3 separate regions of the Homo sapiens genome follow, and all the other regions are linked to region 2. Evidence: chromatin contacts called from ENCODE Hi-C data. All regions are on one chromosome and are shown on one strand. Each heading gives the region's core, a stretch centred on a gene start or an enhancer-like site at or near the end of the contact. The rest is flanking DNA. Distances are from core to core; before and after follow the strand shown. Region 1 holds the start of DCAF6 (DDB1 and CUL4 associated factor 6). Region 2 holds the start of SUCO (SUN domain containing ossification factor). Region 3 holds the start of RCSD1 (RCSD domain containing 1).

Region 1 (3,225 bases), core at 192-2,691, 4.6 Mb after region 2:
CTTCATTTTTATTGAGTTTTTATAAACAAAATGTATTCGTATTTTACTTGAGACACTAAAAAGAATTAAAAAATTGCATGCTAACTTTTCTTAAATAATTTACAAACCAGAACTGTTGGTTGTAATGAGATTTCATTTTCTTCTCTTTACTTGAAATCAAAAACAAATGAGAGCAACAAACACTTTTTAACTAGCAAGTGGCAAAACTGGAAAGAAAAAAATTTTATGATGTTGTTTGCCGTATCTCCAAATAGAAAGAAAGAGTAATGAAGAGTATACAGGAAGAAACAAAAAAGACCTTTACTAAGTACGTCCATTTTTAAGAAACCAAACTTTTTAGTTGACTCGGGCGTGACCTAGAATCCTCAAAAAAAAAATGTTATGCAAAACGAAAAAAGTGGAATACTGTTCCCCCAAGTACTGAAGGTTGTTTTTAGAAAGCTTAACTACGAAACTGTAAATGCCAAGTGTGTTTTCCAGGGGTGGGAAGAGGAACGTGAAACCCTACACCACCTTTAAGCGGTCAAAACGAACTGAAGAGCAGAGTGGAACTGGGAGAGCGCGCGGGGGTGGGGAGAGCTCAGCTATCACTTTTAGGTTTTGGCTCAGCGCCGCAAAAACAGTTTACACGGATTCTGTCTGGAGCGTGAAGTCCCTGAGGGTGGTCAACGCGTCGCAGCCGACACCTAAACCCTCTGGAGATTGAAGGAGAGGGTGGGCAACAACTTAGGTTCTTCGGCTGAGCGGGGAAAGCGCGCTGGAAAAGAGCAAAAGAGCTAACTTTTGCTCTAAACGCGGCAGCTCCTGGAGGTTCCGCAAGTCTCCCGAGTCCCAACCCATCAGCGACCCCAACACCTTTACAAGCCAGTACCTTCTGCCCACGGCCCGGCCCTCCGAGAAAAACCCAGCAAGGGCGGCGGCTGGCAGCATGCACAGGGGGCTTGACTGGGGGAGGCACCGGCACGGAATTCGGCAACCAAGGCCCCACCCAACACCCCAGAGTCTCCGGGCGCCCCCACCGAGACGCCGTCCCACCTCCAACAGACCCGGCAGCGTGCCCCCTCCCCCACTCTAGGCGGCGACCTCAGCGCCTCCGCCCCGGGGCCCCCGCTCACCCAGGTAGCGACTCCGCAGCCGGGACGGGTCCTCCAGCCCGAGGGACCTTTTCCTCACGTCCCACAACAGGTGTGGGTAGGAGCCACCCCGAGACATGGCTCTGCCTGAGCCGGGTGGGAGGGGAGACCACCGCGTGGGGGAGGGGAGGAGGGGGAGGGGACACCCGTTTCAACACCCGAGCCGCACCGGCACCATCCGCGCGCCGGGCCTCCAGGGCGCAGCGTTAGATGGCGGTGGCAGCAGCGGCGCCTGGGCCCCTGAAGCCCGGCCGCACCCGGGCCGGAGCTCGCCTCATACTCTCCTTCTTAGACTAACCAGAACATCCAAAGATCAGCAACAGTCTCCTCCCTCAGCCCCCCTCCAACAGGAGGAGGCGGAGGCGGAGGCGATGGCGACTCCTCCCTCTCCTCGTCCTGGATACCCTCCCCGCCAACCCTTTCTCGCGAGATGACGACCACCCTGGGGACTGAGGCTGGTGTGTGCTGCGGCTGCCCTCACCCTGGAAGAATGCATTCGGGCCACTCTAACCAGATCCTTAAGTCGCTAGGGATAAAAGACGAGTAGAGAGAGAAGCTACTCAATTCTGTAGTCTCTCGCTCACGAGTCTCCAGTGAAAAGAAGCAAGAGAATTGTGCGGCATCATCTTTAGGCACTGAAGGCCCAAAAACCCATTTTAACTACGGGCCTGCTTAATCAAAGTGAAAGGGCAGTAGAACCAGCGCAGCTTCACTTTCCCTTCTCCAACATGGCCTCGAGGGCATGGGGAGAAGGAGGAGGTTTCCGCTCGACCCCGCCCGCGCCTCGGGGCGGGCCAATCATGGCGGGCAGCTCGGCCTGCGCAAGCGCGCTGCCAGCAGGGCGCAGCGCAGACTTGGTGAGGTGATTATTTTGGCACCTGTTGCCATGGCTCCTCCCTCTCTCCTGCCGGGGGCCGGAGGCGGACCGGGGGCTGGCAGTCGGCAGCCTCCGCCCCCTCAACCTTCGCGGGGCGCGGGCCGCAGCTTTTCGGTTCACAGCGGGCAGGGAAAGCCGCGGGAAGGGTACTCCAGGCGAGAGGCGGACGCGAGTCGTCGTGGCAGGAAAAGTGACTAGCTCCCCTTCGTTGTCAGCCAGGGACGAGAACACAGCCACGCTCCCACCCGGCTGCCAACGATCCCTCGGCGGCGATGTCGGCCGCCGGTGCCCGAGGCCTGCGGGCCACCTACCACCGGCTCCTCGATAAAGTGGAGCTGATGCTGCCCGAGAAATTGAGGCCGTTGTACAACCATCCAGCAGGTAATGGACCCTGAATGGCTCCTTATCGAGACCTTCCTTCTCGCTTCCTCTAAAATGGACCTTTTAGAGGCCCTCTGACAACTGCCTCTAGAGGCATCCACAGCCCCAATCCCTTCCCTTCAAGTGAAGCCGTCTACTCTCCTAGCCTGTGCATTTCACCCTCTCTCCTGCAACATCTCTTCCTAAGCCAACGTATCTCAAGTCAGCTCCCTTCCCCACCTATGTGACATCCGCTCCCTTACGCACGACTCCAACCCAAACCTGATCTCCAGATTTGAGCCTTCTCAACTTCTGCGGCCACCAAACTGTCTGGGGCCACCATGAAACACTCATTCTCTTTCTCTTTTCGAATTGTGGCATATTAACCCACTCTAGGCAGAGCTGGATGGGTGGTTTGTCGCACTGTAGGGTTTGGAGTAAAGGTCACTTTCTTCAGCTGCTGCTGGCAGAGGCCTGCAGACTGAGCCCTCCCCCAAACTGCATGCTTTACTTCATCCAGGCTTGAGTCAGTGTCATTTCTCATCCCATAGGTCCAGTGTGTTTTTTTAAGTCTATCCTTATTTATGAAATTGTTGAACAAGCTCTACCCAGAGCTTTTTGTGTGGACAGACCTGGATATCATTCTCTTCTACCACTTATAGTTGTGACCTTGAGCAAAAGCCTAGATCTCTGTTTGTGTAATACGCGGTCTATGAGAATGACAGATAACATATGTGCTTGACTCTTTGTAAATGCTCAGTAAACGTTACATCTCTCTTTGCCTACTGGAAAACTGTGTTCTTGTGGTTGAAAAAAAAAACTGTAAGAAACTGAAAGATTCCAATCCCTTTATTA
Region 2 (3,306 bases), core at 181-2,680:
CAATAAAAATCCCTCAGCCAGGCGAGTGTTTTCTCTTCCCCTTGTTTATGTATTATTTTATGTGAGCAACAACTCTACAATTTCAGTGCTTCTGGAATCCATAAGGCATCCATAAAAATGAAAATAGTGTTGGTGCTTTGCAGAAATAAGCAAAACAGGAAACTTAATTTCTATTTTAATATAACAAACAGCAAATCGCCTAGACTGAAGAAGCATCTTTTCAGTCATCAATTGTCACACATCTTTGAAGAAATTCCCTGGGAGGAAAGAATGGCTTTTCCAAGTACGGTGACAGCAGTCCCTCGACTTACAAGCTTTCTCTGCTCCTCAAAAAACTCCAGAAGTGCCTGGGATTAACAGAAACTCCGTAAAACTTAAGGAGTGCTTTAGGGACAAAGCACTCTTCCCGCCTTGAAAATACAGCATTTACCTTCCCGTCACTAAGGGGCATTACCAAAAACTACTACACACACTACATCTAAGACACCCTCTCCACCAAACCAATTGAAAAAGTGCTTCATAACACACATACACACACGCCCCCCAAGTTTCCAAAAACAGCGGCCCGAGTGTACTTGGGATCAAACGCTGTGCGAGAAATGTCCAGGAGAACTACTGCTTATACATTACTCTTACCTTCATGACCACTCACGTTTTAAAATCGCACGTCCGGAACGCATCACATCCGACGTGCTTTATCCCCTTACCACACTAAGAACGCAAAGACTGGCGGCAAATCGGAGCAACTTACTTACCATCAATCTGAACACCCACCCCAAACCCTGCACCGTCTCCAAGGGGTAGAGGAACTGAGTACAAAGGCACTTGGTGGTTCCCTCTACCTTGGCACCTCTCTCTCTCCCACTGAGTCTCTGTAAATTCCAAAATACACCATGAAAATCTCCGCACAGAGCACTACCAGACCAGTCAGATGGAGAGTCGAGAAGTAATCGGTTTGTCCCTTCCACGGGGGCCTTGGAAACCCGGACCCTAAAAGCCAAAATGACCAGGGGGTGTGACCTGGGCTGCTCCCTCCCATTTACTCCCCTCACGGGAACTCCCTTGTCGTCGCGGCTACTCACCAGACCAGAGAGCACAGAAAGAGGCAGGAGACCAGGGCCAAGGCCCGCCGGTGCTTCTTCATCTTCTCCTCCTTCTTCCCCCTGCCAGAAGGCGGCACATCCTCCCGGCAGCCGCCACTGCCGAGGCCAAGATGGAGGAGCCGGAGCAGGAGCGCGAGAATGTGACCGATAGTCCTAAGGGCTATGGCGCTGGCTGAGCGGCTCCTCAGTGGCTCGCGTCCTGGCAGCCCTCTCTGAGGGCCCCACAGAGGCGCGGACAGGGGCGCTTCACAGGACTCCGGGGACCGCCGCCGCTGCAGCCACCGGCTCGTCCACGCCCGCCTCCTGCAGCCGCCACTGCCGCCCCATATCCTCCCCGCCCGCCGGGGGCCTTGCTCCGTGAGGCCAGCGACCAACGGCCGCCGCGTACTCGCCTCTCAACAGCCAATCGCCGGCGGGGCCGCGACACCTCACACACCGCTGAGCTGGAAAGGGACGCGTCACCCAAGTCCCGCGGCGCCCGCACCCCCACCAGCCTCTGCGCAGGCCACGCCCCCTTCGACGTCGCAGGCGGAGAAGCCGGAGGCAGGAGACCACAAAGCGCAGGAGCAGATGCTCTCGCCGCTCCGCCCGCCCCAGGTCCCGCCCACTTGCTGGCTTGCGTTCAGAAAGCCGGGAGGAGCCCAGTGATCCTCAGCATTTCCCCTTACAGTGGACCGCCCTTCGTCCCTCGCGCGCTGAGTCCGCGCAAGGGCCTTTGGGAGTTGTAGTTTGCCTTCCAGAATTCGTTTTTCTCTTTCCCAGTCCCTCCTAGAATCCATGGTTTTGTTAGAGAAGTCTATAGTTTCGCTGCTCACCACGAGACTGATCAGCTTTGGAACTGTTGCACTGTTTTCCTCTTTTGAGCACAGTTCGTGGAATGGCCTAGAATGACGTGTGTGTTGTGAGGGAAGCTGCACCAAGCCCTTTCCCTGTGGCAATGGACTGCCCCATTGAGCTAGATGTTGATTGGTAGATAGAAAGGGGCGTGCCAAGAATCCTCTCATCTGATTGGTTGCAGCGGAAAACCTTTCGCTTTTTCTTCTCTTCAGCAAGAATTTCGCCGCTTGCCGGGTTCCTCACTTTAAGTGTGCTTCGTTGCTTTTCGTTCTGTTGGTTTCGAACTTTGGGTTCTCTGCGATGGAGTCGGAAGGGAGGAGTTGTCCCCATTAGAGGAGCACCCACAGACGCTCCAAGTCCTGGGGTTCACCTAAAGTGGGGAAGGCAGTCGCTTACACTCACCTAAGAAGAGCAAAAAGTGACCACTTCTCAATACTAAGTAACGGGGCAGCATGCCCATTCCAAGTGTTTACGCCGCTGAGGGGACGGAGGCTGCAATGGTCTGTGCCTTGGAACATGGCATAATGTTTAGTGTGAAAAATGTTTAAAGGACGGGTTACTTATTGTTCATGTGGCCGTAGGGAAAAAACCCTCAGTAAAATGCCCACCTAACGCCTAATTTTGAGCCGCGGAATTTCCTTATGAACCTTCTAAGTTGAATTGGATGTTAATTATAGTCCCAAAGAACTGAATGATTTGATCCGCTCTGTGATTCTTGGATATAAGTCAATTTGATGTTAGAGAAATTATACAAAGGGTGATAATTTTTGTTTTAAAGGAGTTCACCCTGAACTGCCTTTTCTGGCAGTAATTAGGTACAGTTCCACTTATCTGCTGATGCCACTCTTAGTATATGACAATAAAATCCTTTCATCTGTCACCTATTGCGGGAAGCAAGTATTTATCTCACCCAAAAACAGTATCAAATGATTAATATGCAAGTTTAAAAGAAAGTAGGGGCAATGAAAGGGTAGGGATAAATTGACATTCTTTACCATGTTGGACACTCTTTTCCTCTTACTCCAGGAACTTTTATTCAGGATAGGAAACAGCTGAGGTATCCCTCAGCTGATCCTCAGTGCATCACAGCCAAAGAAGTTATATTAGAATACGTGCTTATCTCAAATCTAGGAAGTTATCAAGTTACATCTCCTAACCCTCTCATCCCAAACTCACAAACCCATCCACTTATTTTCCACCAAGTCCCTGCAATGATTTTTTGAAACATGCAAGTACAAATAATTTTACTTTTTTCTTTCTCTTTCATTCCTTCCTTGACTGCCTGCCTGCCTTCCTCCCTTCCTTCCTTCCTTCTCCTGCAGTTGGAGCTTTATTAATACCCCCGTGGTAGGCTTTCCATTCACCT
Region 3 (3,351 bases), core at 403-2,902, 4.9 Mb after region 2:
TCCCTGACTTCTCTAAAGGACAAACTTATTGCCCCTTTAGAGAAGTCATGAAGCTTTGCCGGCAAGCACAGAGTCTAGCTTAGAAAACACAACCAGGGCCAGGAGTGGTGTGGCTCATGCCTGCAAATCCAGCACTTTGGGAGGCCAAGGCTTAGAGGATCACTTGAGCCCAGGAGTTCAAGACCAGCATGGGTAATATAGTGAGAACTTGTCTCTACAAAAAATTTTAAAACTAGCCAGGCATGGTGGTACACACTGGTAGTCCCAGCCACTTGGGAGGCTGAGGTGGGAGGATCCTTTGAGCCTGGGAGGCAGAGGTTGCAGTGAGCTGAGATTGTGCCACTGCACTCCAGCCTGGGTAACAGAATGAGACCCTGTCTCAAAAGAAAAAAATAAAAAGACCACCAGGGCCCAGGCACAGAGCCTGGAGCGGGGAAGAGATAGCGGAGTTAACTGTGAATCCTGATTGCACTGACCACAGTCTAGTGAGCAACACATGTTTCCTTTTGAATATGAGTGGGAATCACCTTTAAAACTATATAACATTTGCATCTTCTCAAAAGCCCCAGGTCCTACTAAGATTGACTTAGGGCTACATATCAGGTCTCATTTTCAAGGAGGAAACACAGGGAAGCCTCAAGATGTGCAGAAGAGAGGGATGTGGGGAATACACCCAACCACTCCTCTGCTGAGGTTGGAACAGAACAAGGAAAGTCCCCGGACCTCCTCTCAGCAGGCAGAGAAGTGCGGGGCCTCCCTCTGGCAAAGCCTGCAGATGTGGCCAGCATACCTCCATACACACAGCTTCAGAGGCAAGGGTGTCCAAGGGAGTCTTAAGTTTTATCAGAAATAATGTCATTCGACTGACCAGTAAGGGGAGCTTTCAGAAAGTTATGGAAGAAGATGCGACAGACACAGGAAGGACTTCAGAAGCAAGAAGACAACTGGACTCTCTAAAATGCCACTCCGAAAGCGAAAAGGGAAGCCCACAGACCCACGAAGACGTGCTGGCCTCGTGTTGCCAGTTCTGTTTCTCTTTCAATACCCATCTCTTCAGATTGAAGGGCTTCTGCCTTCTTGCAGTTTTTGCTGACACGTTTACCCATTTACAAACCTTGGCTGCACCTAACTTTTTTTTTTTTTTTTTTTTTTTTTTTTTTTTAGCATTTAAGTTCCTAGCCAAAATACCCGGGCCTCTAGGAAAGCCCTTTTCTCTCCCTCTGAGATCTTTCCTTACCAACCCCAGCCTCCCAACCCGGGTGTCCTAGGTGGGACCAGGGACGATCCTTCGGAGTTGGTCAAGGAGGCGTCGGAACAGCAGGCATTTGCCCTTCTAGTTGGCAGCAGCGATGAGCCGCGTGCTCCATGCTCAGGGCAGGGGCAGCCGCCCGGGGAAGGGGCGCCCGATACACCGCTCACCGCTCAGCCCCGCGTCTCCCTCCGGGGTCCTTTACCTCCATGTCCTTCAGGTGCCGACTCTGCGGCAGACGCACCCGCTCGCCCGGGCCGGAGCTCACGATCCCCGCTGTCCCCTCCGCTCCCGGCCGTGGCCAGTTTCGGGCTGCGGCGGGCACAGGGCGAGTGGGCGGTGGCGCGCGCCCGGCTGCGCTCGGCTGCGGGACTGCCCCGGCCGCGGGGGCCCTGCGCGAGAGAACGAGGAAGGAGGAGGAGGGAGGGAGGGAGGAAGGGGAGGGGAGGGGAGGGTGGGGAGCGGGGAGGGAGGCCGACGATCAGGGTTTAAATTTAGACGCAAATCTAAACAGATACTGTCCCTCCCAGGGCAGGACTCAAGAGCGGGAGCCACGACTCCATGTGCCCAAACATGGGGATGGGCAGCCACCGGGCCCCTCTGTCTCGCGAAGTTTCTCAGGACCCTGGGCTTTGCCACGGTCTCAGTCCTTCTCAACGTCTCCCTCCCTTAATGCGCCTTCTTTCTTTTTCCTGTCCCTTCAAGAATTAGAGTGGTCCTTTAATTCTTTTTGTTTCCTCTCTTTTCGATTTCCTTCTTTTGTGTCCATCCTTCCTGCTTTCCTTCTTCCTCTCCCTCTTTTTAAAATTGCATTACTGTCATACCTGGTTTCCCTGCAGTTCTTGGGTGGAGTTCGAGGACCCTCCCTGGTGGAAGGCGTTTGTGTTCTACCAAAAGAGGAGCCCTTCTGACCGAGGCTTCAGAGCTCAGCGTGGCGCCGACGGGACCACCTTTCCCTTCTCACCTCTTTTCCTCTCCACCTTCCAGGAAACCACTATCTATCCATCTATCCATCTATCTTCTGTATACGAGTAGAAGGAGGAGGAGGAGGAGGAAAATCAGGAATCCACGCAAAGTTTTCCAAGCTCCCTGAAGTGGTAAATCTTTTCTTCAAACCTTGCTTTGACTGATGCATTCGGTTTTGTGGGAATTTTGGCTCCCACAAGCTGCTTGCTAAAGGGCCTCGTCTCCATTCCTGTTAAATATAGCAAAGGGCAAGATGCTCAACATCTGATTCCCATAGGGCCCAGCATAGCAACCTTCCTTTAGGGCCATCCCGGCTGGGCAGCAGAGACCGCATGGGAGGGATTCGGGGACTGGAATCTGCACCAGGGTCACTCCCTGCTACCCGGATCCCGGCCCCCTTCAGACCCTTCGGCAGAGAGAAACAGGAAAATGCCTTGAGAGACCTGTGAGTGCCAGGGTATTGGCTGGGTATATGACGCCTCTGGGTTATCCCACAGCATTCTCACCCGCCCAACCCCAGCTCAACCAGGGGAGGGGAGCCCCATCAGAGGTGGGCAATGGGACAGGTGATGGTGAGCACTGTGAAGAGACATGTGGAGAAACAGTAGAGAAAAAAGGCTGAGAGTCTGCTCCTGCTACAAAGACTACCCTGATTCTGGTTATCCCGGCACCATCTTTGCACTTTCAGGCACTTAGATTGCTGCTTTGGGTACCAGTCTTAGAAATATGGCCTCCTTCCTGTCCTAGAACTTTCTAAGGCCCAACTTTCTAAAACACTGGCAGCCCTAATGCCAGAGTGGCTTCTAGTTCTTTAGCTTAGCTAAGCATAGAGGAAGACGCCTGGTTTTAGGAACAGACAGATTGAGGGCTGAATTCCAGCTCTGCTACTTTCTAGTTGTATTTTTTAGACAAGTCACTTAACTGCTCTGATTCTCATTTTCCTCACCTATACAATGTAGTAGGCACTCTGCAAAAAGTGGCTGTTTTTATCATGCTTAGCCCCATGTACAAGCTTCAGATGAATAAGAGCCTGATATTTCTTTTATTTAGAGACAGGCACTCGGGGACCCAGTGAAAAGAGCCCTCACTCCCAGGAATTAATAGTGAGGCCCCTCCCAGTCCAGCCACATGGCTGC

Evidence for each region. A loop is a pair of places that touch in the nucleus more often than their neighbours do. Pooled maps may share reads with other maps.
Region 1: a loop to region 2 is called in a map of CD8-positive, alpha-beta T cell, with 21 times the contacts of the local background. The contact joins the promoter of DCAF6 here to the promoter of SUCO in region 2. A Hi-C loop is called at or near these places in 1 of 168 maps with a recorded cell type or tissue (CD8-positive, alpha-beta T cell), 2 of 37 single-sample maps with no recorded cell type and 14 of 50 pooled maps.
Region 3: a map of naive thymus-derived CD4-positive, alpha-beta T cell shows a loop between it and region 2 (17-fold over the local background). The contact joins the promoter of RCSD1 here to the promoter of SUCO in region 2. A Hi-C loop is called at or near these places in 1 of 168 maps with a recorded cell type or tissue (naive thymus-derived CD4-positive, alpha-beta T cell), 1 of 37 single-sample maps with no recorded cell type and 7 of 50 pooled maps.

What each region holds. Positions count from the first base shown.
Region 1 is chr1:167,934,899-167,938,123 of GRCh38, reverse strand. It overlaps DCAF6 (DDB1 and CUL4 associated factor 6), which reads right to left and starts at 1,441. Exons shown (of 22, transcript NM_001198956.2): 1 at 1,116-1,441. The coding sequence starts at 1,212. It overlaps MPC2 (mitochondrial pyruvate carrier 2), which reads left to right and starts at 1,052. Exons shown (of 6, transcript NM_001143674.4): 1 at 1,052-1,185; 2 at 2,226-2,391. The coding sequence starts at 2,283. RefSeq lists silencers at 1,036-1,275, 1,306-1,375, 1,976-2,145 and enhancers at 1,556-1,865, 2,316-2,425.
Region 2 is chr1:172,531,274-172,534,579 of GRCh38, reverse strand. SUCO (SUN domain containing ossification factor) reads right to left here and starts at 1,430. Exons shown (of 24, transcript NM_014283.5): 1 at 1,083-1,430. The coding sequence starts at 1,144. RefSeq lists enhancers at 1,042-1,201, 1,812-2,061, 2,122-2,231 and a silencer at 1,322-1,491.
Region 3 is chr1:167,628,533-167,631,883 of GRCh38, reverse strand. It overlaps RCSD1 (RCSD domain containing 1), which reads right to left and starts at 1,652. Exons shown (of 7, transcript NM_052862.4): 1 at 1,455-1,652. The coding sequence starts at 1,460. RefSeq lists an enhancer at 866-935 and silencers at 1,476-1,695, 1,716-1,795.